Linked DNA regions of Mus musculus: regions 2, 3, 4 and 5 are each linked to region 1. Evidence: chromatin loops called from intact Hi-C (ENCODE). Cell type or tissue: gastrocnemius. All regions are shown on one strand. Links, peaks and the distances in the headings refer to the core of each region. The heading gives the core; the rest is flanking DNA. Region 1 has its middle 24 kb from the start of 4921524J17Rik. Region 2 overlaps Neto2 (neuropilin (NRP) and tolloid (TLL)-like 2). Region 3 has its middle 29 kb from the start of Gm51583. Region 4 has its middle 21 kb from the start of Gm51583. Region 5 overlaps Gpt2 (glutamic pyruvate transaminase (alanine aminotransferase) 2).

The links. Peaks named below come from ENCODE experiments on the same cell type or tissue, not always from the same donor. Only the 100,000 strongest peaks of a DNase experiment are listed, where the experiment ranks them.
Region 2: it touches region 1 in a loop (12-fold over the local background); 33 of 42 quality-filtered maps call a loop at or near these places.
Region 3: a loop joins it to region 1, with 5 times the contacts of the local background. A loop is called at or near these places in 5 of 42 quality-filtered maps.
Region 4: a loop joins it to region 1, with 2.9 times the contacts of the local background. A loop is called at or near these places in 5 of 42 quality-filtered maps.
Region 5: it touches region 1 in a loop (8-fold over the local background); 28 of 42 quality-filtered maps call a loop at or near these places.

Annotation. Positions count from the first base shown.
Region 1 is chr8:85,453,530-85,460,049 of GRCm38, forward strand. No RefSeq gene overlaps it. Among named protein-coding and RNA genes, the nearest start is that of 4921524J17Rik, 24 kb to the left of the region's middle. In gastrocnemius, for the core only: a CTCF peak has its summit at 3,196 (motif pointing right); a DNase peak (open chromatin) is centred at 3,201; H3K27ac peaks cover 1,478 bases.
Region 2 is chr8:85,662,786-85,669,305 of GRCm38, forward strand. It overlaps Neto2 (neuropilin (NRP) and tolloid (TLL)-like 2), which reads right to left. Exons shown (of 9, transcript NM_001357288.1): 5 at 602-646; 6 at 394-521. Among named protein-coding and RNA genes, the nearest start is that of Mir8109, 35 kb to the right of the region's middle. In gastrocnemius, for the core only: a CTCF peak has its summit at 2,569 (motif pointing left); a DNase peak (open chromatin) is centred at 2,569.
Region 3 is chr8:85,600,865-85,607,384 of GRCm38, forward strand. No RefSeq gene overlaps it. Among named protein-coding and RNA genes, the nearest start is that of Gm51583, 29 kb to the left of the region's middle. In gastrocnemius, for the core only: a CTCF peak has its summit at 2,531 (motif pointing right); a DNase peak (open chromatin) is centred at 2,542.
Region 4 is chr8:85,592,342-85,598,861 of GRCm38, forward strand. No RefSeq gene overlaps it. Among named protein-coding and RNA genes, the nearest start is that of Gm51583, 21 kb to the left of the region's middle. In gastrocnemius, for the core only: no CTCF peak of the experiment used is centred there; a DNase peak (open chromatin) is centred at 3,242.
Region 5 is chr8:85,523,462-85,529,981 of GRCm38, forward strand. Gpt2 (glutamic pyruvate transaminase (alanine aminotransferase) 2) reads left to right here. Exons shown (of 12, transcript NM_173866.4): 12 at 2,075-5,441. The coding sequence ends at 2,165. Among named protein-coding and RNA genes, the nearest start is that of Dnaja2, 29 kb to the right of the region's middle. In gastrocnemius, for the core only: a CTCF peak has its summit at 2,860 (motif pointing left); a DNase peak (open chromatin) is centred at 2,838; H3K27ac peaks cover 2,807 bases.

The DNA.
Region 1 (6,520 bases), core at 740-5,739:
CTCAGGCTGGCTAGAGCCTCTTCAATGAGACTTAGGTTTCTGTTGCTGTGATAAAACATGCCCAAAAGCAGCTTGATGTGGGAAAGATTTATTTTATCTTCCATGGTAACATTCCATCACTGGGGGAAGTCAGAGCAGAAACACAAGCAGGGCATTTCCTGGAGGCAGGGACTGAAGCAGAGACCTTGGAGGAAGACTGTTAACTGGTTTCATAAAACCATAACGAGGCACACTGTTGTCAAGGAGTCACACTGTCTGCAAGCATAGCCGAGTGTCAATAGTGGCAGGGGTTGGCTCTCTCCCATGGGATGGGTCTCGAGTTAGGCAGTCACTGGTTGGCCGTCCCCTCAATCTCTGCTCCATCTTTATCCCTGTGTATCTTGTAGGCAGAACACATTTTGGGTTGAAGGTTTTGTGGGTGGGTTGATGCCCCTCTCTCTTCACAGGAAGTCCTGTCTGGTTACAGTAGGTGACCAGTTCTGAAAAGGAAAAGTTTCACTAATCTTAAAAAGATTCAGGACTGGAAAGATGGCTCAGAGTTAAGACATGGATACAGTTCTCAGAAAACCTCCCCCTCCCCTGTCTCTCCCCTGCCCCTTCCCCCCACCACCCCAGCAGCTCACAGCTCTTTGTAACTCCAGTTCCAGGGACCCCAACCACCTCCTCTGCCTCCTAGGGAACCAGGTACATATGTGACACACACACACATATGTAGACAAAACACTCATACAGGTACATGTGTGATGCACACACACATATGTAGACAAAACACTCTTACAGGTACATGTGTGACGCACACACACATATGTAGACAAAACACTCATACAGGTACATGTGTGATGCACACACACATATGTAGATAAAACACTCATACAGAAGTAAATATTTTTTTACTGTTAAAAACAAAAGGAATGTTCACACTGGATTTAAAACTTAGTAGAAAACCATGATAAGCAAGATAGCATAGCAGTGAGACAAAGAGAGGTGAAGAGTCGGTGAAATAGAGTATGTGAATAATGTAGAATAATAGAATAATGTATGTGAACAGCTGTTCACACGTAGAGTCAGGTGATGTTTGACAAATAACTCAAGACCATTCATAGGCAAAGAATAGATCACTCAATGAATTCTGACAGGACAACTACATAAAGCCATGCAAAGAAAGAAAAATTTGACACCTCCCTCCACCCCCACCCCGTCCCCAAGAACTGGAGAGATGGGTCATCAGTTAGGGGCAGGAGTTGCTCTTGCGAGGACCTGAGTTCAGGTGCTAGCACCCACATGGTGGCTTACAACCATCCATAACTTCCTTCCGATCCAGGGTATCAGCTTCCTTCTAAGTAACCCCCGATTAGGCAATACTGTCTAGATATGATTTACAGCTCTCCTGACAGGGGCTGGGGAGAGAAGCAGAGCCCCAGACTCCTTGGCCAGGTTCACTCACTGGGAGCCAGAGTATGTGCTACAGGGGTAGCTGGTGTCTGCTTCCCCACGTGACTCACAGCAGCCCTCCTTCAGGAGACAACAGAGGAAGCCCTGCCTTCTTTGCCATCGCAGCCTGGAGTGGTGCCCCGGCCCAGGTGAGCTGGAGGGAAGCAGGAACGGACCCGAGCTTGGCCATAGGCTTTTGTTCTTAATGGGTTTTTATAGACTTGTTGAATAAATAAATGCTTCTTTGCCTGCTGCGGGATCTTAGCGCCAGTCCCAGCTATCTTAAACAGTGTCTCTTGTCATTTTGTCTGGCTTTTTTTTTTTTTTTTTTTTTTTTTTTTTTTTTTTTTTTGGTTTTTCGTGACAGGGTTTCTCTGAATAGCTCTGGCTGTCCTGGAACTCACTTTGTAGACCAGGCTGGCCTCGAACTCAGAAATCAGCCTGCCTCTGCCTCCCAAGTTAAAGGCATGCGTGCCACCACCACCCGGCTTGTCTGTTTCTTTGTTTTCACTGTTAAGTTTGTCTCTTTGGGAGCACATCTATGGAGCACTTTGTGGTCACCAACCCTAAACAAAATTCTCTAAACTGTTTTTTGTTTTGCTTGGGGGTTTTATTTTCTTTATTTACTTTTTTGTTGTTGTGCTGTTTGTTTTTGAAGTAGGGTCTTGCCTATACTCCAAGCTGGTCAGGAACTCTCAATCTTTCTACCTTAGCCTCCCAAGTACTGTGATTACAGGTGTACATTTCCATGCCTGGCTCTGAACTGGTATTTTTGTCTTGTAAATATACTGGGATTTTGTTCCAGAACTCAAGCATGTTCAACAAAATGTTATCCTACATAGACCCGTGTTCCTATTATTTACATGTTGTTTTATGGAAACAAATGTAATGCCTTAAACACCAATTATTTAGTTAGATTTCAGTTTTGTGGCTCAGGAAAGACTTAGCTGTGTGGGGATCACTTAGTATTTATCAAGAAGGTGGGGTAGACTGGCAGTTCCAGGCAGACTGCATTTCCATGCCTGGTGGCTTGGCAGGGATGGTGGAGCACAGGACAGCTGAGCCCATCTCTCTCTTTAGTACTTAGAGCCTGTTCACATGTCTTCAGTAAGATGGTCCAAGTTTTTCCATGGTGGCTCAGAGCTTCAGTAGTGACTGTTCCTGGAGACTAAGAAGGAATGAGAACCTCTTCTGAAGTCTCAAAAAACTTCCGATTGGCCTGAAATCTAGATGGGATGTCCCTGCCTAGGAAAGGAATAAGGTTTAGAAGGATGTAAATTGAGCTGACTGAGGCTTGACATCAAAGCCAGGAAAAAGAGGATCTGACCAGCCACGAGGTCAAGCTGGAGGAGGGCTTAGAGCTGAATAAACCCCTCTCGTGCTATGAGGAATGTAATTTTGTTCCTTCCCTATCACATCCAGGATTACCTGAGGTTCACATCTGTAGAGACTTAGACTATGGGAGCCTCAGAACTCTGTCAGTCGTCAAAAAGGTGTAAGGCCCCTTTCTCATTAGGATCCTCGCAGCCCAGGACAAAGTCAGGGTCACCAATAAGGCCCTTGGATGGAGGTTGGCTCTCCCTCACGAAGAAGGAAATTGTTGCTTCCAGCATCCCCCACTTTGCACGTTAGGTTCTTGGGGAGGCTTGTAACCCGGCATCTTTTGGTCATTCTAGTCTAAAATAAACTGGTCAGCATATTTCAGACTAGATAGAATCCTCACACCAAGGCTTATTTAAGTCTCGAAGACTAAACCAGATGGCCGCTAGATGGCACTTTCGCACTTGCGGAGATGAGAGGCGCAGCTGCTATAGCTGTGGCCTTAAGTTGGGTTTGTCTTTTGGCTCTCTCCTCATTCAGCTGTTCTGACGATTGATGATGATGATTCGTCAACTAGCAAAGACCTCGAAGACTGTGTCTCATAAAGTAGGGAAAGGGTTCTGGAGTCGCTGGACTCGTTTTTTGAAGCTTTCGTCTTGTAGAGTATGTAAGACATCTTACTCTGCCCCAACGTCTGGTTTTTTTGTTTTGTTTTTCGAGACAGGGTTTCTCTGTGTAGCCCTGGTTATCCCGGAACTCACTTTGTAGATCAGGCTGGCCTCGAACTCAGAAATCCGCCTGCATCTGCCTCCCAAGTGCTGGGATTAAAGGCGTGTGCCACCATTGCCCGGCTCTGCCCGGGCTTCAGAAGACGCTTGAATTGTAAGATGTAGTCTCAGAGTGGCTTGACTTTCTATAATCTCGGAGTCAAGGTTAGTATGGGTGCACATGGTTTCAGCTTGGGTAGGCTCAAAGAAAGCAGGGTTTTGTTTTTGTTTTTGTTTTTTTGGAAGCTCCTTGTGTTGTCTCCTGTAGGTTTGATAATGGCCTTTTCCATGGGTGGGGCATGGCCTAGGGAGGGAAGAGTCAGGAATAATTATTCTGGGGAGTTTGGGTGAGGTCTGTCCCTTCAGAGAACAAAACGGTCACCAGGTTGTTAATAATCCCACTCTCAGCCTTCTGGATGGGATGCAGGTTTTGGTTTTATCTCCTCTGTTGAGGGGGAACCCTGTGTGATTAATATTCCTGGCTCTCTTAGTGCTGCTCTGTGAGTACCGGGTCCTTATGCCCTCTATACCGAGAGATCACATCTTCAACTACACACGGACGGACGGCAGAGAGTAAATAGGTGGGGTGAGCCTCGCAAGGTGACACTTTCACAAAGAGCCCCATCCGGGTCTATGATGGACATTTCCAGTCAAGCAGCCTCAGCAGGATATAGAGAACCTGTCCTAAATTATGACAAATGAGGTTTAATTGTAGCATACAGTTGTAATCCAGTGTACCCTAGGGCAGCCAGGGTTACCAACCTGGGAGCAGAAAAGAAGGCCAAATTTTGTTAATAAAAAAATATATAAGAGGGGCTGGAGAGATGGCTCAGTGGTTAAGAGCAATGACTGCTTTTCCAGAGGTCCTGAGTTCAGTTCCCAGCAATCACATGGTAGCTCACAACCATCTGTGATGGCATCCAATGCCCTCTTCTGGTGTATCTGAAGACAGCTACAGTGTACTCGTACACATAAAATAAATAAATAAATCTTTAAAAAAATAATACTTTTTTAAAAACCAGAAAAATAAGAATTCCTTTGTTGCTTCTCATTTTCAGAGTCTGAGGAGCAAACCTAGGCTGATTTTTGATAATACATCCCAGAAGTGATTCTGAGTGTGTCCCATAACACGAATCATATCAAATTGCCCTTTAATTCCAGCACTTAGGAGACAGAGGCAGGCAGACTTCTGTGAGTTCAAACCCAGCCTGCCTGTATGGTCAACAGAATCAGTTCCCAGCCAGCCAGTGCTACATAGTGAGACATGTTGTCTCAAAAGAAAAAGAGGGAAGAAGGAAGGAAGGTTCATTTGGTGAAAATTCCACCTAAGGCAGCTATTTCTTGAATCAAATTTGTGCTCAAATTTCATTTCTCCCGAGAAGCTGTTCCACTTGGTATTATTAGCCAATTACATAAGACAGGCTCTGGACACTGATCCCCTGAAAGAACAGCCAGTGCTCTGAACCACTGAGCCATCTCTCTAACCCACTATCTTTTAAAAACATATTTATTTCTCTTTATGCATATGAGGTTCTGCCTGCATATGTGTGCTTGTGCACCGTAGGTGTATGCCTGGCACCCAAGGAGATCAGAAGAAGGCATGTGATCCCTCGGAGTTGCACTTGACTTTTAGCTGCATGTGGTTGCTGGGGACTGAACTCTGGTCCTCTGGAAGAGCAGTCAGTATCCTTGACCACGTCATTTCTCCAGCCCCTGGAATGAAAAAAAAAATATATGTATGTATATATGTGTGTGTGTGTGTGTGTGTGTGTGTGTGTGTGTGTGTGTGTGTGTATGTGTGTGTGTGTATGAATGAAGGATATGGCTCAATGGTTAAGAGCACACACTGCTCCTGCAGGGACCTGGGTTTGACCCCTTTTCGGACTCCACAGGTACCCATACTCACCTGTACGCATGATCACACACACACACACACACACACACACACACACACACACACGTTGTTAATATTCCTGTCCAGTGAGAGGTATAAGCATCTTCCCCTTCTCCAAAGTCCCAACGACAAACCAAGTACAATTCCACCAGAGCTCACCCTGGAGAACGGCTTAGTCCTTTGGACTTACAGAGTATAGCTAAGAAGTTGCCATCAGAAACATGCTTGGCCAAAAAGAAAGAGACCACTGCTCCAGTTAGTGTCTGGACAGAGCAAACCTTTGCTTCTGGTCCAAAGGTTGCTGTACTCACAAACAAAGGGCAAGCACATGGGACAGCAAGTGTGCTTGGTTTTTACTTTAATGTCTGCGGTGACTGCCATTTCCCCATTGGCTAGAGTCTGACCTCACAGTCTTTTGTGATTGGCTAGTTTTAAAAGAACTAGTCAGAGAATATGAAGGATGATGGGGAAGAGCCAGCCAGCCACTTAAGTTCCAAGAATGCTGTAGGACCTTTTTCTTTTAAATAAAAGTGTTATCAGGTATAGAAGTTTTTTTTTTAATGAATAAATGTTTTTTAAAATGGGGGGGGTGTAAAAGATTTTGAATCTTGGTCATAAACCAACGTTTTATAGTATTTAACAGAAAAGAGTAGTGTTTACAGTTTCTTACACTAGTTGCAGTAGTCTGGGTGGTTATACCACAAAAGGCCACACTAGAAAGTCTGTACCCAGCATAAACGACCCACCCACAGCCAGAGAAATGCATGATTCTTCCCTAGTACTTCCCAGCCTGTACGCATTATCTCCTTGAGGCCATGCAGAATTAGGGCAGAATGCACATAACTGTTAGGAGCGTGTGGTTACTCAACTAAGAGTCACATGATCCTCTTCAGCCTTCCTTCTATGAAGGAAAGTCAACAGCCAATAAGCCCAGTTATAATGATCTTCTGCAAGCAGAACCAACTGATCTGATGATGGTGACAGCTTAGCTTAGAGATAGTCCTGCACAAAACACAGACACACAGAGACACACACACACAGACTCACACATACACCACATGCATACATACATATTTATATACACACAACACACATGCATACACACGTA
Region 2 (6,520 bases), core at 561-5,560, 210 kb after region 1:
ATGAGATGGCTCAGCAAGTAAAACAAACGTACTGTGCAATCCCAGTGACCTGAATTCACCCCCACAAGGAGAAAGTCAATGCCATGAAGTTGTCCTATGACTCTCACAGGTGTGCTGTGTGCCTTTGTGCATTCACACACTTAAAAATTTAAAAAGAAACCTTTAATATATATATACATATATGTATACACACATACATATAATATTTTAAATTATTTCAATCTCATTTTATTTAACTACAAAAACACTATAATCTTCATAGGTGCCCAATACAGTAAAGGAAACAAAAGAACTTAAAGAGTCACAAATATTTACATGAATCAAACAATACATTATAGAAATCACACCTTTTAATGTTCTTCTCTGAAGTGAGTCAATATACAACGACAGTACCTTAGCTTTTGGAGTAGCTTTAATTGTCCATATGCAATCAACTGCTTGGCCAGGCTTTGTTTTCTCTTCTTGCTCTACTTGGCTAGACCGTACTATTCCATCAGCTCCAGAGAGCTCAAACTGGCAATCTGGGGGGGGAAAAAAGATATTCAAAGAAAAATAAAACTAACAAAAAATGTCACACAAAGAAAGAGGTAATATACTAAACCTGGAATGGGATTTAAAATACCTCCAAGGTAAGTAAAGTCTGGATCTGTAACAAAAGAGAGGAGAAAGTCATTGGTACTGAGCTTTTCAGACCTAACTTACTGTGTAAAGCACCATTACCTATCAACATAAGGGGCATTCTCATTGACAGATGCTGTAAATCACTCGTCATTTAAGACAATGCTTATGGGATTAACATTTAATGAAAATTTGTATATTTTTATTTCATCATGAATGTTTTATTGTCATTGAAAACATTAACTGTCAAATGTAGTAGTTAGTTCACTATCACATGAACAGATGAATAAAATATGGTATATTTAATACAATGGAATACTATTTAGCCTTAAAAGTAATATATTTCCTTTGTGTTGAGCTATATTGTTTTCTAAAATGTCTGCTTCAATGAGTAGTGTTGAATTTGCAAATATAAAAATACAATTATAAATATTCATATTTAATTAGTCAAATGTTTTTTTCAGAAATATTTTACAGATGCCTCAAAAATTATTTCTCAATTAAAATAGGAACCGTAAATATAAGAGTAACTATATACATTATCTGGAAAACCTATTTCATATATGTGGTTTACTCCAAATAAGAGGACACTTAATTCCTATTAATACTGAGATTAATTGAAGATACTTTAGAAAGTCTCCAAATTACAGATTGGAAAATGAAGTAAACTATTATCTTAATTTCAAACACATTTCAGTGACTGTTCTTTTTAAAGTATAACTAAACTTACTCTTTTTTAATGAGTCAACTAGTAGACACCAGCTCTTTCACAGAAAAAAAAAAGACTCAAAGCAGAATTATAATCTTAAAATGTACTGAGGAAAAGTTTTTGAAAATTAATCAAAAATTTTTTCTTTCTTTTTTTAAATCTTTTTTTTATTAGATATTTTCTTTGTTTACATTTCAAATGTTATCCCCTTTCCTAGTTTCCTCTCCGAAAATCCCCTACCCCCTCTCCTTTCCCCCTGTTCCCCAACCCATCCACTTCTGCTTCCTGGCCCTGGCATTCCCCTATACTGGGACATAGAAACTTCACAGACCAAGGGCCTCTCCTCCCATTGATGGCCTACTAGACCATCCTCTGCTACATATGCAGATAGAGCCATGAGTCCCACCATGTGTTTTCTTTGATTGGTGGTTTAGTCCCAGGAAGCTCTGGGGGGAACTAGTTAGTTCATACTGTTGTTCCTCCTATAGGGCTGCAAACCCCTTCAGCTCCTTGGGTCTTTATTTTTTTAAATTTATTTTTTATTATTATTATTTTTGGATAGGTTTTTTTATTCATAGGTCCGTCTGTCCTGGAACTTACTCTGTGGACCTGACTGACTTTGAACTTAGAAGAGATCTACTTTGCTATTATAAGTGCATATAGGCTGGCCTTAAATGTGCTATATAGTGTATAACTGGAAATATGCCTTTAAATAACAGCAGAAACAGTCATATTTTAGCCCATTATATATATCACATATTTATTGAGATGAGTTGTTTTTCTTAGAGATTAAAAAACTGGGGAATTACTATCTAACAGAAAAAAAGAATATGACAAAATAGAAAAATAACCCAGGAAACTCAATATAGTCCTAGATTTGCTACTATATAATAAAAGTACTTAATTATTAAGCTTCCTCATCTATAAAATATACATTATTTAACATTTATGAAACTTCCATAAGTGTATACCAAAGTTATTGAAGGTAATACAAGAAGTCCTATAAGGTACAAAAATAAAATATTCCAGAAATTCTAAGCATTTTACAACTTATCTGTACTTTACCTATAAAGAGTATAGAAATTTCTCATCATAGGTTAAAAAAAAACCAAAAAACAAAACTACTTTCATTCAAAGTGAGTATCTTTACACATAAAAGTTGGTTGATTTTAAGTTAATTAGTTGTGTGTGGAGGTCAAGACAACTTGCAGAAATTAGTTCTCTCCTGCCACCTTGTGGGAATCTGAGGATTAAATTCAGGTTGCCTGGTCTATGTGCAAATGCTTTTTTCTACTGGCTGAGCCACATTTTCAGCCCAAATTTGGTTATTTATTTTAAACATATTTTTTGAAAATATTTAAAAGAGGTCAGAGATTTAATTGTGTATCTTCCCATATCATGCTCCACTTTTTTTTTTTTTTGAAAATTAGAAACAGGATCTCTAATCGAATTTAGTTAATCTCTCACTGAACCTAGAGTCTGAAGATTTTGAGTGGGTCAGGCCTCTAGGATCTTCTTGGTCTCTGCCTCCCAGTGCTGGGGTCACAGGTGTGTGCTGCCACACACAGGTTTTCATTTTTACTTGGGAGCGTAGGCCTTCATGTGCACAGCAAGCAGTTAAACCACTGGACCATCTTCCCAGGTCCTGAAAAACATCTATTTATTGTCTATTTCTTTTGTTTCAAGAACTCTAAATTTGTGAAAATGTGACTCACATATACATTTTGTAATCGCATTTTATGACAGTAAAACATCAATTATTTCTGCTAATTTTAGGCAGTAAACATTAAATACCTGACCAGTTAAACAGATTGCTTATTTTGTTACAAATTTCGGTGAACTGGTTCACAAAGGTGAGTATTTTGTGTTTACGCAGTCATCTTCCTTACATCAGTCATTTTGAGAAAAACAAAGCAAGTCACCCTATTTTAGTTGTAATAAATTCTAGACAAAGCATAGCATATGAACTATGGTTTGTTTGTTTTTGAGATAAAACCTTGCATCTAGCCTAGTCTGCCCTCAAATGTGTCATCTTCCTCTCTCAGCCTCCTCAGCAGCTGGGATTGTAAGTACCTGTGGCACATTCCTATCTATGCTAACCATTTCCTAGGGTAGAGGTCAGTTTTAGTATGTTGACATCGTTGTTCAATAATCACTTTTTTATTTTCAAAACTAGTTTTCATCATCAAGAAGGAAAGTCTATACACATTAAAATACTAATTTCTACTTTCTTCATAAGTTTTATCACTTGGTGTTGGAACACAGTCCAAGAATGAGTCGTATGAGAAGTCTGAGCACTTGTGAGGAAACAAGGAAACAAGTGACCTCGGTTTCTTCAAAACATATAACTGTTCCAGTAATGTGTTTTTATGCTCCTCCCAGGTGTAGCTGATAGGAGTGAGATTATTTTAGCTGTTGTTATTCAGATGCCTCTTCGGAAAAACATGTTTTTGTCATGTGTGGATTGTCCATGTAACTGAACACTTTACTCATGATTCTTCTTAGTACCCAGAGTATAAATTGCCTGACGCTCTGAATAAAGTTGGCTATCACATGAGACTTTAATCAACCTCATTTTTTAGGCCCCACTCTCCCAGGTTCATCTTGCCAACTAGAGTGGTGAGCAACTTTAGGTAACTTATACAAATGGATTTATACAACCTTTGCCTTTTGTTTCTAATTTTCTCTAGCACATATCTCAATTCATTTTGGAGTCTACATAGTAGAGAGAGTTGATTCCTACCAGTTATCTACTAAGTTCTGCCCACGTACAGTGGCAAACATATATACAGTAAATGTGATACACTCACACACACATACATACACACACACCCTCTATCACCTATCAAATCATGGAAAAACCTTATGTTTATATAACTAAGCGAAGGAAGTCAACCTGAAGAGTCAACATACTATATGATCCTAACTGTATATGATATAGAAATGGAAAAAGATGGCCCAATGGTTGCCAGAAATTTAGGGTGAGGGAGAGATATGCAGTGGAACATATGAAGTTTTTAGGCAGAGAAACTGCTCTGCAAAATAACAGTTGATATATGATATTTATCATATATACTTATCATCAGATATATAATACCAAGGGTGAACTATATTATAGTGTAAGCTAACAACTTTGGGTAATTATGATGTACTCATGGTGATGTACTGATACCACTTTTGGCAAGATGTGGATATACAGGAGTGGAGGGATGTATCTGATAACCACTTCCGGCTCAATTTTGTTGTGATCTTAAAATTGCTATTGAAGTCCATTAAACAAGTTTTCCTGTTTGAAAATGTAGATAGCAGTAATGCAAATAACTTACATAATGCTTATTGATTCAGATACAAAGTAGTTTTATTTTTAAGGAAAAAAAAAAAAGCTAGTAATAGAGCTTGACCAGTAATAGCATGACCAGTTTTGTAAGAAGCCTACTGAATAAAGAAATCCATCTTAAGAGATAACTACCAAATTTTCATGATTTTAAGCATAAAGTGACAAGATAATTAGTTTCATTTGTGTATTTTTCAATTAACAAATTTCTCTCAGAAAAAATGAAACAAAAGCAATTATACACTTGCTGCATGAGGTTATTTTTTCGTTCTGTTAAGTTTGTAAGCTCCGGGCTGGAGAGATGGCTCAGTGGTTAAGAGCACTGGCTGCTCTTCCAGAGGTCCTGAGTTCAATTAACAGCAATCACATGGTGGCTCACAACCATCTGTAATGGGATCCAATGCCCTCTTCTGGTGGGCCTGAAGGCAGCAAGAGTGTTCTCACATAAAATAAACAAATAAATCTTTTTAAAAAAGTTTGTAAGCTCCTTGGGCACAATAACATTCTGATTTCTGAGTTTCCAGGTTAGACTATGGGTACTTTTCACTGGATGGGGCTTTCGAATTCTCATAGCATTTGATCAGGGTGCTTATCAGGTGTAGGCAAGACCTACATATAGTAGGCTGACAGTGTAATAGTGCCCAGATATATCCACATCCAAATCCCTGTGAATTTTACTTGACATGGTTATAAAAAAAATTGGATATTGTATTACAACACAAAATACCTCAGTAAGAATTTTAAGAAGCCTGGGTTTGAAGAAATGGACCAGCATCTAAGAACACTTGCTGCTCTATTCAGGGAAAATGGACTGTTCCTAGCACCCACAGGGCAGCTCACATCACCTGTAACTCGCTTCAGGGGACATGATGCCCTCTTCTGGCCTCTGTGGGCACCCTGTGCATATATGTACATGCAGATACAGACACAGAAATAAGTAAGTAAATAAATAAATAAGAAAAAGCATTTTAAGACAAAAAAAGTAAAGTCAGAAGTTAGAGGAATATGGTCACAAACACAGAGACGCTGAGATAGTCTTCAGAAATGGAGGAGATAAAGAACAGATCCTAGCTGGTTGTGGAGGCACACGCCTTTAATCTCAGCAGAGCTAGGCAGTGTTCACGGCTAGCACCATCTGCAGAGATTTCTAGGACAATTTAGGGCTACATAGAGAGACTGTCCTCCTCAATCCTGCTCCTTCCCAACAAAATTAAACATTGCTCCTAGAGGGAGTGAGGCTTTATTGGATTTTGGCATTTTTGGCCTCTAGAACTACAACAAGTTGTTTTATCTTTCTTTAAGTTACCAGATTTATATTAATTAGTTATGTCAACCCCAGGAAACACATACAGAAGGTATAACTGCTTTACTATTGCCAAGTCTTGGGCACAACTTTGTGCTTAAGTGTATAGCTGTTGGATGGTAGAGAAGGCTAAATCCCAGATTTAGCCCTCTAAATGCAGGTACAGTATTAATTTTATTGTTAAATAGTATCTAAAGTATTTATAGATAGTTAATAAATAAGTACAATTAAAATAATCTTCAAAATAAATTTTGGAAATTGTGAAAAGAATGGATTGAATTATTTTTTTAGAAAAATATATTTATTTTTATGTTGTTGGTCTTAAATTGTTCCCTAAAAGATATTTAAGAAGGAAATACAACTTTATCTGATAAACCACAAAATTAGAATGGTATATGGCCTATTGTTCCTTATTAAATTTTTTTCTTCATTTGTTCCTCGACTGATTTTTTTGACTGTAACAATTTCTTTAGTCTTAGTGTAATTACCTTGATCAAATTATTCTTTGCTCTTTTAAAAATATTTATTTATTTATGTATATAAGTGCTCTATTTGC
Region 3 (6,520 bases), core at 514-5,513, 150 kb after region 1:
TCAGTTGAAGAAATGCCTCCATGAGACCCAGATCTAAGGCATTTTTCTCAGCTAGTGATCAAGGGGAGAGGACCCAGCTCATTGTGGGAGGTGCCATCCCTTGGCTGGTAGTTTTGGGTTCTATAAGAGAGCAGGCTGAGCAAGCCAGGGGAAGCAAGCCAGTAAGGAACATCCCTCCATGGCCTCTGCATCAGCTCCTGCTTCCTGACCTGCTTGAGTTCCAGTCCTGACTTCCTTGGTGATGAACAGCAGTATGGAAGTGTAAGCTGAATAAACCCTTTCCTCCCCAACTTGTTTCTTGGTCATGATGCTTTGTGCAGGAATAGAAACCTGCTTGTGTTTGACAGTGAACCATCATCATTTATCTTTCAGGTAACTCAATCTCTAGCACAGGTTCTGAGGACCATTTGGAAATTACCTTGTGTATACAGACCCCAGAGTTCAGGGTAAGTAGAGAGGATGAATTGGATCCTGAAGGAAGCCCTGAACAAATTAACCCTTGAAACTGGTGGTGACTGGGTGTCTCTCCTACCTTATTCCTTATATAGGGCTAGGAATACCCCCTACACTTTAGGTCCCCTCACCCCTCTTTTGAGATCCTTTATGGAAGGCCCCCTTCCTTGCTGCCCAAACTCCAGTCTGATATCTTAGCTGAATATGACCAACATAAGTTTTTAACATCCTTGGAAGCCCTCCATAGGATCTGGAAGCAACTCTGGCCTGCCATCTGCCAGGTTTATGAGTCTGTTCCTCCCTTGACTGCCACTGATTAGAACCAGGTGAAGAGTCTGGATTAAGAGACATAACCACAAGACTCTGGAACATTGCTGGAAAGGACCTCACATTGTGATCCTGACCATGCCTCTGGCTGTTAAGGTGGACGTGATCAGGATGTGATGTACCACTCCCACGTTAAGCCTGCCAGGGGAGAGATGATCCAGCAGTTGAGATCCCAGTGAAGGGCAATGCCAGGTGAACAGCCACAAGAATGATGGGAGGTCACCCTACACTGTGTCGATCCGCTGACTGATCCTGATCGACTCTGGCACTCATGACCCTGTTTGCTTGCTGCTTATGCTTTGCTGCACCAGCCAATAGCCCCACGTAACCCTAGGGGGCGGAGTAACAACCTTGTCATCAAGTTCACAGTGGCTGTCAAGACTGGACTGCTGGTTCTCAACTACTCTCACCCTGGACTGTTGGTTATCAGACAGGGACGCTGTGTTGGAAGCAAGGTAGCCCCAGCCTATTCCCACCTCTGCAACCACACTGTAACCCCTACTGCTGCAGGACACAGGCTGCCTCTGGAGAATGCTTGGTGAGCTTCTACCTCGGGGGCCTACTCCATGCATTTATGACCTGGTTGTAAATATGTCTGAGGATTTTTATGTTCTAATACAGCTTGTAGCCAGAGTGACCTCTTATTCTAGGGAGGATGTCTTCAACCAGCTAGCACCTCCAAACAATCGAGTTAAAAGGGTGACTACTTCTGCTGTGTTTCTAGGTTCTCTTCTTGGCATAGGGCTAGTTGGAGCTGCTAGTGTAGGGGCCTCAGCCCTGCAAGGCCCTATGGATGGGGAAATATACAGGAGATGGAAAAGTCCATCGTGGCCCTGCAGGATTCCCTATCCTCCCTGGCAACAGTAGTCCTACAGAACAGAAGAGGCCCAGACTTGCTGTTCCTCCAGCAGGGAGGACTCTGTGCAGCCTTAGATGAGGAATGTTGTTTCTATGTTGACCACTCAGGTGTGGTCAAAGAATCCATGGCCTTAGTCAGAAGGAGACTACAAGACAGATTCAACTGATGTTAGCTTTGACTTGTGGTCCCTGCATAATCAATGCTTTAGTTAGGTTTGTTAAGGAACAGATTTATTCTCAAACAACAGTACCAGTCCATAGAAACATCTCAAGGATGGCCTCAAACTGAAAGGTGGTGGTGGTAATGAAAGGGAAGAGATAGGCTGATTCCACGACAGGCTTCAAATTGGCAGTTAAGGAAACTAGGCCTAAAACTCTGTTTCCAAGAACTGGGCAAGCCCAGGCAAGCCCAGGCAAGTCAGTTAATAGGAAAAACCCCAGGCTCCAGCCCCCACGCACCGGTAATGGTTGTGGAATGCCTAGAAATAGAGTAAGATAAAGCTCACCTACCCTGGAATTCCTCTGATGTGCTTTAAATCAGGCCTGGAAGCGCAGTTGTCTGTCTATCTTGGTAATGGGAGACCCCAGCATGCTGGACTTCTGCAGAATAAAACACTCTGCATTTACATACTATTTGAGTCAGGGTGTCACTCTTCAGCAAATCATGGTTACATTATACTGTCAACCACCCTGATTGATGGAAGCTGAGGGGGAAGGTTCTAGAAATCGTGTTCTTGGTGGGAACTTTATACAAGGGTGCTCCTATAGCCAAGGAGAGCAAAGGTAGAAAAGACTGAGGTGAGTTGTGTCCCTCAGCTGCAAGGGGTGAACAGTTTTAGATGAGCCCTTTCTCAGACGAATTAACCATAGTTTCCAACTCTGGTCAGCAGAGGGCAGGCTGGCCTGTGAAATGATCCACCACTGGAGCTTTGCTCTGGAGAGATGGGTGGTCCATTGGAATCGAGATGAAGACAAACTCACTGGATGGATCTTCACAAAACACTCTGCCTTTGGGGGTCAGAAATGTTTCCCAGTATTTACTGCTAGGCCCCCTGTTCCGATGTCCTGTAGGGAGGAGCGGGAGGGAGGAGGGGTCAGTGTCTAGGTCACAGGTTACACAGGTGTCTGAAAAGGAAGTGTGTGTCCTAGGACAGGAGCTCTCAGAGGCACTTCCCCTCACATGTTTGGGACACTGATTTCTAACTGTGACGGGGAGGCAGATGGAGAGGTCAGAGTCCTGGTAGATGGCAAGAGAGCAGGATGAGAAAATGATGTAGGGCAGGCAGTACAGACTCCACGGTGTCCTGTGAGACCGTGGAGAGATACCACAATCACATTTGAGCCCCATTTTCACATCTCTGAAGTCCACTTCATCTCTTCAGTGGCCTCTGTCAATAGGGGGCTTAATCAGCATGACTGACACCCATGCTCCTCTTAAAAATTTAGGGGTTCAGTCAAAGAGTGGGAAGACTGCAGAAAGGGAGAGAGCAGGGAAGACAGGAACACATTCTCTGGAGGGCTCTGACCTCTCCCTCTCCTCTTGTCAAACACACTAGGAAATCTAGGCTTTTTAAACATTTCTTCAGATGAGGTGATTCATTCCTAATTCAACACACATCTGTGGACCCTCAGTTTCTGCTGTCCTGGGAGGCACTATTCCATCATGGCCACCGCCCTTCTTGCTTTGGCATGGCACCACAGTTGCAAAGCAGTTTAATGGCAGTTTTCTATTTTGACTTCTACATTTCTAAAGTGGCAGAAATATTTTTTTTTCCTCAGTTTTGGAGATAGGAAGCAAGGTTCAGTGGTACCAAGGCCGCCACAGTGATTTCGTAATGAGGGGTTAGCACTGCCTCTTCCCAAATGGAACAGTCTTGTTTACTGAATGAACAAACTGAAAACCAGGAGCAGGTACGGTGTCCCTCAGTGGGATGAGAAGGCCCAGCACACTCTGACCCCAAGGCTATAAAGGGCGTTTTGTATGGCTTTGTGGTCTGGTTATTAAACCTTGGGCTGCTGCTAGGCTAGTGGTCTACCACAGAGCTAACTACCAGCCCAGTTCATCCATCTTTTGAGGAGATAATAAGCATGGCTTTAATTATTTTGTGTCTTCTGTGTATCAGGGGTCTCTGTCAAGTCCTCTATACAGGTTATTACTTAATTCTCATAGCATGAGGCAGGTACTCAGGGAGTCTGGTGACCTTGTTAAGGTCACATCATTGGAGAAGGTGGATGGGCTGTCTGAGCCAGGGCTCTGACTGTGGCAGAACCCAGGAGACTGCTTGTGGGAAGGCTGAGCAGTCTCTTCAGCTACCAGGTTGTCTGCACTGATTGGCTGCATCTTCAGTGCTGCTCAGCTCTCATGCTGCTGGTCTTTGTGTAGAAAGAAAGGCTTGGGCGTGAGAGGGAGTTTCTGTGGATGTGAAACACAAATTTCACATTCATTTATATTTTATCTGTAAAAACAACTCCAAGATGGTAATTAATTGTCAATGACTACTTCTATGGGACCTTCTGACCTTCAGGTTGTGGGTAACATAAAAATATACAACTCTTTGAATGTCCTGTAACAAGCTTGATATTTTAGATACCTTGGGATTGTGCAGTTTATTATAGTGAAAATTAAGAGTCACTGATGTCCCCAGCTAGCCCCAGAGGTCCTTCCTGGTCCATCTGGCCAAAATGTCTCCCAGTTCAACTTTGGTAGAGCTGTGGAAGGTTTCAGACAACATCTGAGAATGAGAATTGGTCCAGATTCAAGGCAGAGGGAGGTCGGCCATGGGATATGGCAAGTGTGTCTTCCCCACTCTGCCCTTGGCTTCTACCTTTTTTTTTTTTTATTATTATTTTCTAGAAGGAAGTCTGCTTAGGGCGGGGGAGAGTAGAAATGCTTCCTGCTCCAGCTCTCATCCCGAGGACTGGCATAACTAAGCTTTCTCCTGGTTTTATCCCTTACTAGAGCCCTTAAAAGGAACAGGCTAGGAAAAGAGCCAGATTTGTTCTTCGTCCTGGCTGACCTGTTTAGTCTTGATTCCAGGTGCTTTCTTCTTCCCATTCTCCAGAGGATGGCAGGCAAAGCTGGTCTCTAAGGCTCTACTCTCCCACCCTTTTCTGGAGTCACTAGGACACATGAATGTTGGTTTTGGGATCCTGTAGATGGTAAGCATGAAATATACATATCTATCTATCTATCTATCTATCTATCTATCTATCTATCTATCTATCGAGAGAACTTGTCTTGTGAGGAGCATCTGTCTAAAATGTTTGTGGTCGTTATTTTTTTTTTTTTTTTTAAAACATCTTAGCCAGGCTGTGGTGGCACAAACCTTTAGTCCCAGTACTCAGGAGGTAGAACAGGTGGCTCTCTATGAGTTAAGGCCATTTTGTCCAGGCTATCCCCCAAAGCAGACCCCCCCCCCCCGCCTTCACTGTGTAAATACCTAAATACTGGGATTACAGGTGTGTACATAATACACTTAATTTGTTTTTTAAAGTTTGTCCACAGCCTCGTAGACAAAGCCATCAAAGAGGAAGAGAAAGGAATAAAGGGAGGGAGGGAGAATAAGTGAGGAGAGAATAAAATAAAATGAGAAAGAGAAGATGTGGGAGGCAGAGGATGAAGGGGCACACTGCAGGCGGGGGAGGGAGATGGATCCCAGGATTGCTCTGCTGAGGACTGGACATGGCCCTTGGGTAGGGTCGTAGCTTGTGTCTCAGAACTGTCTCAACAGGACCAAACCCCAGGCATGGACCGATTTGACAGCTCCTCACAGGCTCCTTTCAGATAGTACGATAGTCTCCCTTCCATGCCACTCCCTGAAGTCTTCCATTCTCTCTAGGATATGCTGAAGTGGCCAGGCCAAAGTAGCTATTGGGTTGCACGCCTTTCTGGGCCTCCCAAATCTCTATACAAAGTGTAAGCAGAGGGCCACTGCCTGTGCCCACCCCCATCTTCCTAGGATGTTTGTGTGGCAGACTTTGGGTGGAAAGCTGTGTGCAGCGCTGTTACCTGCAGTAGACGTCGGAACCAGGTATTCCAGGTTCTCAGAACTTTGTTCAGAGATTTGGAGAAGTCCATAGAAATAACCAAGCAGCAAGCAGTCTCCTTCAAAGGCAAAGCAAGGTTTAAAGTAGATATTCTGCCAGAGAACAGTAGGCCTGAGCAAGGTTTTCTCAAGAGCTAGGGTTAGTGTTTGCATCTTCCTTTGATGGTTCAAGACAGGGAGATGTTGGCTGCAAGCGGGTAGAGTTGCATCATTTCCTATCTTGATTGACAGGCTCGGGTTATCTAGGCTCTGTTCACTATACACATTTTTATTAATTGGAGAACTTCATACACTGTATTTTGTAAAAATAAAAAAAATCTATTTTCCTTCCCCAGCCTCAGTTCCCAACAATAATGACTGTGAGATTAATTATTTATTAATAAACGCCTTGGCTATAAGCTTTGGCTCATTCCCTGACTAGCTCATAACTTATCCAACCCATTCAAACTGTTCTGTCTTCCACATGGTTAATTACCTCTCCTCAGCTTAATGCATCCAAGTCCCAGGTGAATCTCTGCTTTATTCTGAGATCAGCTACCTGCTGGTTTATGGCTGTCTGCTCAGTGTTCCAGCCCGAATCTCCCCCTTATCCTACCTATGTGGCTTAGTTACCTCTTCTCAGCTCCCTTGCTTCTGCCTTCCATGATATTTCCAGGGGAGTCTTACTGGCCTCTAATTCCCAGAATCCTCTCTCTTCCTGCTGGTGTCCCACCTCCTATTTCCTGTCTCAGCTCATTGGCCACAGGTTTTTTTATTGGCAGGTATTGTTTATAAGAGATTCTCTCTACAGTATTTTGCTCATATTTACCCCCTCTCTTCTCTCTCACCGCTTCCAG
Region 4 (6,520 bases), core at 865-5,864, 140 kb after region 1:
GAGGCGTGGGCGGGTCTGGAAGGTAGCCTCAAGGCCAGATGCTCTGGGGCAGCATGGCGGGTGGGTTCTGTGTTGTACTGCGCCCATGAAATTGATTGTAAGTGTCGTGTTTGCTACCCTGATACTTAATGGAGCTTTCCAGCAGCGCTGCTTGCCGTCAGCATCCAGTTTTCTGCTTTGAGACCTTGTTCCTCCATATGCACAGTTCCTGGACTGCCAGCTCCCAAGCGGGTTCCTTACAGAGGCGACTTCCCTGAGTCATTCTGCCCACCGAAGGAGCATCTGAGACAACAGGCGATCAGAGAGTTCATAAAAGGCTGTTAGGAGCTAAGGAAGGAGCCTGCGGGCCCTAGTGGCCCAAAGGGTTAGAGAGAGATGTCAACTTCTGACTGTGACAGGAATAGAGACTTGGGGCTGAAATATCAAAATTAACATGAAAGAAGTCAGTTTGCAGAGAAAGACCAAAAGTTTCATCTAACCTGGATTTCATCCAATAAGTTTGGGTGAGAGAAGCAGGTGAGAGCCAGGTCCTCTGTAAAGGTGTTGAGCCGCCTGACTGGAAAGGACTCTGCATCTCATGGCTCAGTACATTCTTTAGGCCCTAGGCTCACTAGTCTACTCGCCTGCTTTAGAGTGGTTCAGCTTTCTCAATAAACTCTATTTCTGTTTTTAACCATGTGTCCCTGATGTGGTCTTTATCCTGGGACACCTTGGTGTCCTCAAGTCAGATCTGCAGCCTGGCACCTACCAGGTTTTCTTTTCTTTTTTCTTTTTTTCCTTTCCTTTCCTTAGCTCTGTTTTGGGAACCAGCAAAAAGCCTTGTTTTCCCTGACATCTGAGCGTTCTCACTGCTTCTCTGACCTTTGTCCTTAAACCTTTCCTCTATCTCCCTCCTTCTGGTTGCTGGTTGCTGTCAAGACTTTTCAGCAAGTCCGACCTGTTGTTTTGTCTCTACCATCAATAAAATTGCCCTCAAGCCTTCCAAGTTCACTAATTTTTTTTTTGATTGATTTTTTAAAATTTTATTTTATTAATGAGACTAAGAACCCAAAAGGAGATCTCTGTTTCCCAGGTCACTGGGCCAAACTGTGATCAGTGGGGAAGGGAGACTTAGTTGCAAATCTTCACCTCTAGCCTACTTAAGATCTTATCAGATTTCTCCACTCCAGTAAACCCAGGGCTCTTGACTCTGACTGCAAGAGGACTTCAGGATGAGTCAGTACGAAGCTGTTAAAGTTGACCAGGAAGAGGTTTTAAACTCAGGTTTAAGCGTGGGAGCTAATAAAGAGGGACGCAGAAAGGACAGTCAGTCCTCAACCAAGCATGGGTGTGGGCTTCTTAAGAGCTTGTTTTAGCTGTAGCTGTCTATACCATTTCAGTGGCTTATAAGCTACACCTTTAAGGGTTGCTAGATGCTCTTTTTCTCCTCCTACTTCTTCCTCCCTGGTTTTCCAGTAAGTTAGATTATAGGCTGGTTCTGGACATGCTTTAGACTGCTTTCTGGTCAATGTACCACAAAGGTTACACAAGAGTGTTAAGACATGCCTCTTACTGTAAGTGAGGTTTCTTAGAAGACCTCTAGAAAACTGAGGTTTACAGCTGGGAAGGGAGAAAGGACAAATAACCTTAGATAAGCATGACGTCAACAGCCTTTGAAAGAGTTTATTCTTACTTTTACTTACATGTATGTTTGTGAACTGCATGCGTGCCTGGTGCTCACCAGATCCCCTATAACTGAAGTTACAGGGTGTTCTTAACCTCCGTGTAGGTGCTGGGAGCCAATTTCAGGTCTTCTAAGAACAGTAAGAGCTCATAGCTATTGAACTATCTCTCCAGCTCCTTAACATTCCTCAAAATATTCCTATATAATAAGAGCACTGTCTGGAATTCTTGGTTCTCAGCTGGAGAGAAGCTTCAACTAGACTCCTCTCCCTCTCCTTATTTCCGTGATATCCCTGTCTCTCTGCTGCCCCAAAGGTCTCAGACTACTGACTGACTAGTAGCCCTGACTACTAGGGCTTTAGGGGCCTGATACCCATGCATGGCACAGAGACTGTTGGAGTAGAGGCTGCCAATTGCTGCGTTCTGTAAGCAACTGATGAAAATGAATGCTGTTACAAACCAGTGTCTAAAGACTCTCTTGCCCATCCATGGTTTCTATTCAGGTAGAGCAAAGTAGCCCTAGGCATCGGGTTAGGAACAGGAATAGGGACAGAAGCAGGAACAATACTTATAGAAACAATAGTTCAGGCCCAACAGGCAGAGTGGGCCAGCAGGGTTCCTTTTGGGGAGAGGAAGAGTCAGACGGAGCCCCAGCAGGAGACAAGAAAGAAAGAAAGAAAAGGGGCTCTAGATCAGTAGTTCTCAACCTGTGGTTCTCGACCCCTTTGGGACCATATGTCATATATTTACATTACAACCCATAATAGTCATAATATCAGTAAAATTAGAGTTATAAAAAAGCATCGAAATAATTTTATGGTTGGGGGTCACCACAGCACAAGGGCAGCAGCATTAGGAAGGCCAAGAACCACTGCTCTAGAGAATTAGTGCACACTCCACTTAACCACATAATATGGCTGACGTCATGATTCTTCTTCCTCACCGAGACAAAAATTTGGTGCTCTTCCTCCAGGGAACTGTTGTGTGATGAATGAACAAAGGAAGTACAAAGGACAAGGAAGGACAACGTGGCTGCTCCTGGGTATGATGGAGGGGGAAGTTTCTCAAAGGTAAAATGGAGTGCATAGTTAGAGACAAGGGCACCTGGGAGAGTCCAGGGTGGACAGGACCTGAGCAGGTCATGTGGGAAGAGGGGGAGGGGAAAGGAGCAGGGGGGTGAGGGGGGGAACTACGTGCAGCAGCCAGGAGGTCAAAGGTACGAAAGGAGGGGGGGATGGGGGGGGGGAGAACCAAAATACTTTGATTATTTAGGGAAGAGCAGCTCAGGCCCCTGGGCTGGAGAGTTTAGGGTAGGGGGTGGGGGATGCCAGGCAGGACAGTCCTGTAACAGGTAGGTGCTGGGGGACTGCAGGGAGAACCTGCCAACCAGATCAATTCTGATATGTTAAATAGGCATCTCAGCCTTTTGTCCCAGGTTTGAAACCTAACAAGCAGGACTTGGGGATGGGGGAGAAACAATCAGCTTCCCTCCCCCATTCTGGATTACCTAATCTCTGCACTAGTTTAAACCAGTCAGCCCCAACCGTATACAACCCCAACTCCAGGGCGACTTTTGGCTCCCTGCCAATTCCGAGGAGTCCTTCTCTGTGTGTTTTGCTCTATGTGTCCCGCTCCGGCTCGTACCACCCCCTCTGTTGTGTTTCTGATTTCAATAAAAGCTGCTGAGTGCTGAGCTCTTGCTTTTCCTTCTTTTTATTCTTGAAATTGGCCAGTAAAGGACTCTATTCCTGCAACCTTAGATGACCTCATGCCTTCTCAAGGTCTCAAGGTCTCAAAGTGAGGGAGGGCACGAGCCTGCAGCCCGGCTGGCTTTAGTTCCTGGGCAGCAGAGAGCATTCTGGGAAATGTCACATCCTGCATCCCTGGGTTCTGGAAACCTGACTGGGGCAGTGAGGGAATGAAAAAAAGGACACACACACACAGAGTTAAGCTGGGGTCAGGTAGATGTGAGATGTTCCTCAGTGTGCTGGACTTCTGCAGAATAAAACACTCTTTGCATTTACATACTATTTGAGCCCAGGGTATCATTCTTTGGGAAATCATTGACCCTTACATTTGGGGGCCTGTCTTAGTCAGGGTTTCTATTCTTGCACAAACACCATGTCCAAGAAGCAAGTTGGGGAGGAAAGAGTTTATTCAGCTTACACTTCCACATTGCTGTTCATCAGAGACTGGAAGTCAGGACTGGAACTCAAGCAGGTCAGGAAGCAGGAGCTGATGCAGAGGCCATGGGGGGATGTTCCTTACTGGCTTGCTTCCCCTGGCCTGCTCAGCCTGCTCTCTTATAGAACCCAAGACTCCCAGCCCAGGGATGGCACCACTCACAAGGGGCCCTTCCCCCTTGATCACTAATTGAGAAAATGCCTTACAGTTGGATCTCATGGAGGCATTTCCTCAACTGAGGCTCCTTTCTCTGTGATAACTCCAGCTTGTGTCAAGTTGACACAAAACCAGCCAGTACAGGGCCCATCCTGGATTTGCTGAAGACTCCCTGACCCAAATAGTGGAGTGTTTTTCAGATTGGTAAGCCCAGGCACCCTGTTGTCTTTGGTCTTGTCCATATCTGTTTCTGTTCTGGGTTTAATCTAGAGGCCAAAAGGGACAAAGTGGACACTTATTTTGTCACCTGGCCAGGGGCAATGGAGGATGCTCCCAGCCTCCTACTGGAAGCAGGAGAACTTGCTAGTTCTCATCTGGATTCTGAACCCACTGTGGGTCTATGGGCTTCCCATGTGCAGGGAGGAAGACTGCCTGAAACCGCTTTTTGTTTTGTTTTTGTTTTCCCGGGATTGTCCTTCTGTGTCTGTCTGTGTGTACGGTACCGTGTTTGTGCTTTTTGTCCTCACATACAATTTTTTCTTTGATTCCTAGAATGGGACAGGCACAAAGCATCCTACTGGGCTTGGTTCTGAACCATTTTAAGGACTTTTGCCAAGTCACAAAAACCGGGTCTGGTTGTTCATCCTCACAAACTAACCATCTTTTGCAGGAATGAATGGCCCACCTATGGCCTGAGGAGGGGGCTTTCCATCTCCCCACCATTTACAGGGTGATGATTTAGTTTATGAGGCTTGGGACCACCTGGACCAAGTGCTATATATCACTATGTGGCAATACCTGGTTGAGAAGCCCCCTGTTTGGATGAGAACTTTTTTGTTATGGGCCTTGCTGCTCCCCACCCTTCTTTCTCCGCCCCACCCTTGCTCTCCCTTTCTGCTCCTGAGGAGAATCTCTGTCCCCCTCCTTATGTTCCTGCTCCTGCTGCTGCTGCTGTCCCTGCCCAGCCAGCATAGGCAGAGGGAGGAGCAGCCCCTCTGCCTCTCCTGACTCCACTTGGAGTCCACCTCACACTTGGGCCTGTATGCCCAGAGAGAGGGCCAAATCTAATACAGCCTTATCACTCTGGGCTATGAGACCCCCAGATGCTCACGAGGCAGTTCACGACATATGTGTCATTTGCCTGTAATGAGCTTTACAATTGGAAGTTGCAGAACTCCCCATTTTTAGAAAGACCATCTGGTCTCACAGGTCTAGATGCAATCAGCCCTCACAGGTCTTCTGGATTCCATCGTGCTGACTCACCTGCCCACCTGGGAAGTCTGTCAGCAACTGCTCCAGGTCCTCTTTACGACAGAGGAGAGAGAGGATTGTGGGAGCCACCTGGAAATTGGCTCCAGGAGCAAGCGGGCTGCCCACTCAAGTCCAGGCTGATATGGATGCAGCCTTTCCTTTGACTCGACCTGATTGGGATTTTAACACTGCTGAAGGTAAGGAGAGGCTCCAGGTCTACCACCAGATTCTGATGGTGGCCTCCGAGAGCTGCCAGGTGGCCCACAAGTTTATCTAAGGTGAGTCAGGTGATGCAGGGAAAGAATGAGAGCCCCAGGGAATTCTAGAAAGACTTGTGACGCCTACAGGACCTATACTGCTTTTGACCTTTGACCAGAAGCCAGAGAACACCAGTCAGCTGTGAACATGGCTTTTGTGAACCAAACTGACCCTGACACCTGTTGGAAGCTTCAGCCACTGAATGGCTTTGTGGCCTGCCTCTGGCACCCAGGAGCCAGCCTCTATTTGCCTTTGAATGGCAAGACTTGGAGAGGGGCTTCAAGGGACAACTGACTTGGACACACACTTGCCTCAAGGATTCAAGAACCACCTCTGAGGAGGCAATGCATGAGGACTTGCTTGGTGAGTACTGGTGGGCCTACCCCCAAATATCTGTGCTCCAGTATGTATTGTGGACCCCCCAACTCGGAGACATGCCAGGAGGCCACTTGAGACATGTTACAGGAGCTGAGTCAGTAGTGCCAGGGAAATGTCAGTGATCCCCCAAAATACAGACAGGAGCCAATCTGGTGCAACTCACAGCTAGCTATTCAAGCTAATTCCCCCCCTCCCCCAATGCACTACCGTGGGACAATTTTGGTGGTGGGGGAGCCCTGAATGTCTATCCAGGAAAGGCTTTGTAGTAAGCAGCAAACAGGGAGTGAGTGTGCAAGCATCTAATTGGAAAGCTCCTGTGCCTTTCACATAATTGGCTGGTGCTGGGAGTCACATCATAAACTCTTTTTGTTTTTTTGTTTGTTTGTTTGTTTCGAGACAGGGTTTTTCTGTATAGCCCTGGCTATCCTGAAACTCTGTAGACCAGGCTCACCTCAAACTCAGAAATCCACCTGCCTCTGTCTCCCAAGGCATGCACCACCACTGTCTGGCTTACCATAAATTTTAATTTCTGCTCTCCTCTGCATTGGTGGTCATTAGGCCAGGGGTGAGATTGTAACTTAGAGGTGCAGATTTATTGGGGTAATAACCTGGAGATGCTGGTCTTGTTGGG
Region 5 (6,520 bases), core at 834-5,833, 70 kb after region 1:
CTCTCATCATGGCAGGCTCAGACCCTCTGTCACTACATAAGGAAATGGGGGTGCTTTACAGCCCCTCTAAGTCTTCCTGGACTGTCCCGCCTCTCGGCTGCTTCCTGCCCCTGCCACCCTCTATGCTTCTGAATGCCCAGGGCAAAGCCAGTGCCTTAGTTAGATTTCTGTTGCCATCATAGAGAGCTTTTCAAAAGCAACGTAGAAGGAAGGAAAGTGTTTATTTGACTTGTGGGTTAAGGTCTATGCTCAGGGAAAAGCCAGGGCAGGAACCTGAAGGCAGGACCTGAGACAGAGCACAGGGGAACGTTGCTTACTGGCTTGCTTTCCATGGCTTGCTCAGCCTGCTTTCGTATGTAATCCAGGACATCTGTCCAGGGGAGGCACCACCCATGGTGGCCTGGGTCCTTCCACATCAATCATTAATCAAGAAAAAGCCTCCACAAACTTTTATATTTTATAGGCTAATCAAATGGACGGAGTTAGTTTCTTGGGAGAAATTCTTCCCAGATAAATCTAGTTTGTGTCAATTTGACAGAAATCCCAACCAGGACAGCCTGGCACAGAACAGGTGTAGCTCCTTGGCTGCACTATAGGCCATGACACTATCCTGGGCCCCAAAGCCTCTTAAGGTACTACACTGAGACAGAATTCGGTCCACAAACCGAGAGGCTGTTTACAGCCATGCCTTGTCCAGCTCTGTACAGATGGATACATGGATTCCCAGAGTTGTTAGGCAAATGTTCCTCACAGAGGCCAACTCTGATCATAACACAGTTATTTCTTCACAGCTCCTGCAGCAGTGTCTCTTGTAGCAGATGCTAAAAAAAGAATTGTCATGAGTTGCTGACGTCTAGAGCCAAGTCTTTGAACAGTCAAAGATATGGGCTGTGTCCTCAGATGGACTAACTGCCTACCTGGCCCTTTTATCCTTGGTCAGGTTCTCTGCTGCGATCCACGGTCCATCTGAAACAGAGAGCTGGGGTGGCAGGGTAGCCCAGTGGTAGATCGTACGCAAGTGTGAGGTCCCAGTGTCCGTGCCCATCACGTCACCAAGAGTGTGATTGAGGTGGGAACAGTGTTGTCAGGACTGGAGAGAGAGGTTACTTTTGTGGGAACTGAAAATGTCTTTGAAGTGAAACCTGTGATTTGAGATTGGCTTACTGTCAGCAACTGAATACTGGGACACACCCATATGTCTCAGCACACACACACATACACACACACACACACACACACACACACACACACACACACATGGGGGCGGGATTCAATTTCTGAAAGAAAGGCTAAGAGTTGTGTTCTAGGATTAGAATATAGTTTGACCACTTGTCTAGCATGTATGAAGCCCTAAATTCAATCCCTAACACCACAAAACAGGAAGAAAAAAAAAGTCATGTTCTAGAAAGGTCTCTGTACTAGTCAGAATGTGTTCCTGGAGCCATATGTGGTGGGGCATGCCTGTAATGCAATCACTTTAAGAAGCTGAGGCAGAAGGATTACTGTCACCTCAAGGCCAGCCTGAGCATCAGGGTGAGTTCCAGATCAGCTAGTGTCATATGAAAACCTGTTTTATAAAAGAGGAAGGAAAGAGGAGGAAAAAAGGGGCCGAGGAAGGCAGATCTCTGTAATTTCAAAGCCAATCTGGTTTACATAGCAAGTTCTAGGACAGCTGGGGCTACGTAGAGAAACCCCGTCTTAAAATAAATATACAGCCGGGCGTGGTGACGCATGCCTTTAACCCCAGCACTTGGGAGGCAGAGGCAGGTGGATTTCTGAGTTCGAGCCCAGCCTGGTCTACAGAGTGAGTTCCAGGACAGCCAAGACTACACAGGGAAACCCTGTCTTGAAAAATCAAAATAAATAAATAAATATACAAACAACAACAGCAACAACCATGGTGCCGCCTTCTGCGGTAATGAAGAATACATTTTGGTGACTCAGAATCTGGTTTATTGCTTTCCGGGTCTGACTGTAGTAGAAATGCCTGTGTATAAACACTGGCATTCTATGTTGGGTGGTGTTGGGTTCATCCTGTGAACAGCCAGGCTGATATTGTTCGCCTTCCTGACAGAATGACCATTCTCCCTCCGGTGGATAAACTGAAGACCGTGCTCCACAAGGTGAAAGACTTTCACCTGAAGTTCCTGGAGCAGTACTCATGAGGACGCCTCAGGCACCGGAGCCAGACCCTCCCAAGACCACCCAGGCCTTCCTCAAGGACTCTGCCTCAGACCTCAGACAGGCCACCAACGCTGTTCATCTTCATTTCCCCAAGGAGACTTCTTTCTTTGTGCCTTGATGTTTGAGAGTTCTTCGAGCAAACAGTGGTTTTGCAATGTCTCACAGGCCCTGTTTTTGTTTTTGTTTTTGTTTTGTTTTGTTTTGTTCTTTTTTTAAATGCAACCAAAGTAGAGTCAACCTGCTCGGCAGATGTACTTGGATTCTCTGAATCGCTATTCTGTTTGGAGAGTTCCTTTGGGTCTTAAGCAGCCAGAGTACATGGAAATGAGATTATGTCAGATCTGGAGAAACAAGCAGGTGTTGGGAAATATGTGACTTGACATGATAAGGGCTGGGAATCCAGAAATCAATAGTGAGATCCATGAAATCAAACCCTGACCAGTGTGAAAATGTAGCCTTTTGGACAGTAAGCCTGCAAGTCTAGTGAGAACTCAGAGAAAGCTGACCATTCTGGTCTGAAGATAGGCAGCGCATCACAGGCAAGAATATCGAAGTCAGTAGTAGGACAGGGGTCACATCAGATACCAGCTCAAATTGCACTAGCTATCTAGAACAGTTTTCTCCAGGTTTGCCTGAGCCTTGATGCATACCATCGCCCTCTGCTGGTCGCAGCAGAGATAAGCAAGGGCTGAAAATGGAGGCAATCCTTTCCCAAGGCCCTGAAAGTTGTTTTTCATGGTTTCAAACTGAATTTGGCTCATTTGTAACTAACTGATCACGGTGCCTGGTTACACTGGCTGCCAAGAAGGAGCGCATGCAATCTGATTCAGTGCTCTCTTCACATCAGTTTCCTGCCTCCCTCCCTCATCTGCGGACAGCATCCTATCTCATCAGGCTTCCCTGTGTGTCACAAAGTAGCAGCCACCAAGCAAATATATTCCTTGAATTAGCACACCTGGGTGGGCCATGTGCGCACCAAGGAAACAGGTGCTATAGGGAGCGCCAGGCCAGGCTTGTCTCTTAACTGTCTCGTTCTTCAGTGAGAGTGGGAAAGCTGTCCGGAGCTCCCGCGCAGGAGCCTGGGTACCCACGCAGCGAGTCAAGGGAGTTTTCGGAGCCAGAGAGAGAAAGATGTGAAGGCTGTGGAGTAAGGCTGAAACCAGCCTCCTGCCCTATAGTCCCACACTGCAGGGGGTGCGACTTTAAAACAGAACTTCAAGTTGTTAACACTCACAAGCATTGCATTACTGTGAAGGAAGTAGCCGCATCCATAACAGGATGTGATGGTCTACAGCTTTTCCTTTAAAAGCTGAAAAGGTACCATGTGTGCTCGCTAGGCATATAATCCAGATATGCTCCAGAGTTCTGAGATTCTTCCATGAAAGGTTAACTAGAAGCTAGAATATTTTTTTATATTTTTGTAACAATTGGCTTTTTTCATGGGGGGAGGGGAGTAGAGGGTTAGTATTTATAGTCCTAACAAGTCCAAAAATTTTTATAAGTGTCTTCAGATTATAAATAACCCTCCAAATTTTGCAATGTTTACATGTTTTTTTTTTAAGATGACAAATATGCTTGATTTGCTTTTTAAATAAAAGTTTAGCTGTTCTAAGAGATTAACTTCAAGTAGGATGGCTGGTTATGATAGTTTGGATTTTCTACAGGTTCTGTTGCCATGCCTTTTGGGTTTCAGCATCACTCGAGTCGCAGCATGTGGGTGGGGCTGTGGAAACCTGGCCAGGCTGGACCTGGTCAGCCACACCTCAGAGACATTGTTTCCATTTGGATGTGAGCAGGCGCAGGCCTGCATGCTCTTTCCTACTTAGCATCATCAGTTCTTCCGCCTCCTTAGCATGGTTCTTTGTAACAGCCATGCTGGGAAGCTCTGAACAATAAAATACTTCCAGAGTGGTGACTGAGCAGCTTGGTCAATAAAAACTAAAAGTTGCGTGGGGCTGAGTATGATGGCATACACTTTAATCCTAGGACTGGGGAGGCAGAGGCAGACTGGTGTCTGCGAGTTTGCGTCCTGTCTGATTTACCTAATAAGACCTAGTCACGCTGGGCAGTGGTGGCTCACGCCTTTAATCCTAGCACTTGGGAGGCAGAGGTAGGTGGATTTCTGAGTTCAAGGACAGTCTGGTCTACAGAGTGAGTTCCAGGACAGCCAGGGCTACACAGAGAAACCTTGTCTTGAAAAACAAAAACAAAAACAAAAAAGACCTAATCACAACAAAACTGAAAACAACAGAAGCAATAAATGGTTGGGTGGATGTCACTGTTGAGTGGATCTGTGTATATGTGCATATATTTTTAGTATCTTATATATTTTAAATATGCACAAGTATAAATATATGTGTTCCTGAACAGTACATTTACCTAAGTATCACAAACTTGGTTAACCAACAGCTTCTGCTTCTTTTTTTTTTTTTTTGGATATTTTCTTTATTTACATTTTAAATGTTATCCCCTTTCCCAGCCCGGAAACTCCCTATCCCCACTCTGCCTGCTTCTATGAGGGTGCTCCCCCACCCACCCACTCCCGCCTCCCTGAGCTAGCATTCCCCTACACTGGGGCATCAAGCTTTCACAGGACCAAGGGTCTTTCCTCCCATCGATGCCCAAAAAGGCCATCCTCTGCTACATATGTGGCTGGAGCCATGGGTCACTCCATCTGTCCTCTTTGGTTGGTGGTTTAGTCTCTAGGAGCTCTGGGGAGGGGGCGGGGATGTTGGTTGGTTGGTATTGTTGTTCTTCCTATGGGGTTGCAAACCCCTTCAGCTCCCCCAGTCCTTTAACTCCTCTACTGGGGTCCCAGCTTCTGCTTCTTAGGGTTTGACCCTAAAGACAGGGAGTTGCTTAGTTGGAGAAACTTTGGAGGTCTTTTGTTTCTGTTTTTGTTTTGAGAGCCTTGCTCTCTGGCTGCCTAGTATGCTAGTACATCTGTACCCCAGGCTGACTTTAAACTACTGTGTAGTCTAAGGCTGACCTTGAACTCCTGAGGCTCTTGCCTTTACAGTCTACACTGGGATTGTGCCACCATTCCTGGCTCTAACAAGTTGTTAAAACTAATGTGGACTTTTGCTTTCTGCTGGCAGTAAAGTAAGAAGAGATTAAGGCCGGAGAGGTGGGGACAGGAGCTGGAGAAGCGATGGGTTGGGTTGTGCTATACGACATTGTATTGATCTTACCCAGGTTTCCCAGTTCACATTTGTCTTGGAATATGGCTTTCAAATTTAAAATTGTTTTTAAAATATGCTTTCTATATCTTTATTAAAATTTAGAAAGTATGCAAAGAAAAATAACTAGGACTCTAACTAGGAATCATTAGGAACCCACTCAACACAGTTTAAGCAAAGAAACTGACTATCCTGTGTAAGCTGTAGGGAAACTGGCTCTGTTTCTAATGTTTACTCTGGCAGAGGTTGCCTTGCCCCATTGCACATAGAAAATCTCATGGTCCCACGTGTCCTTTCCTGAGTCAGATATTTTGGCTTGTGAGAAGAGGGTGCTTTGCACAGGAAGGGGAGCCGTGTACAGAGGAGGTGGGAATGGCTGTTAGGATCGCCAGCCTTGCTGAGTAACATTGAGTCAGAAGAAACAACCCATGAAAAAGGGATGGTGCTACACTAACAGAGGCCACTTTAGTGTGGGTGTGGAGGATGTGTGTTCAAGAAGTGTATGTGTAGCTGGGCATGGTGGCTCAGGCCTTTAATCCCAGTACTCGGGAGGCAGAGGCAGGTGGATTTCTGAGTTTGAGGCCAGCCTGGTTTACAGAGTGAGTTCCAAGACAGCCAGAGCTACACAGAGAAACCCTGTCTCGAAAAAACAAAAACAAACAAACAAAAACCAAAACAAACAAAAAGAAGTGTATGTGTGTGCACACGAGTACAGGAGCTCACAGAGGCCAGAGGCATTGCATCCCCTGGTGCTGGAGTTGTGTAGTGAGCTGCTTGTGGGAGTCACAGCTAGTTGGTAGCTAAGTGGACAGAGAAATGTTTTGTAGCTTCCCTCACAGGAGCCCACATAGGAACACACACCAACTCTCTAGGGAGTAAATTATATTTTATTGTACAGTTGAGTGTGTTAAATACAGATCAGAAACTACAGATATTATTCTAGATGGGAGGGGAGGGGGTAATGTTGAGATGGTCTCACTGTGTAGTCCTGGTTGGCTTTGAACTCCTGCCTGCTCGCCAGTCCTCCTCTCTTCAGTGACTTGTGCTCCCCACCATGGCATGCTTTGTCAGCAGAGGCCTGGAGTGAGACAACAAGCCTTTAAATTCAACCAGATTCAGGCTCTTATGACACAGGCGGACTATTTCCCAGAATATCC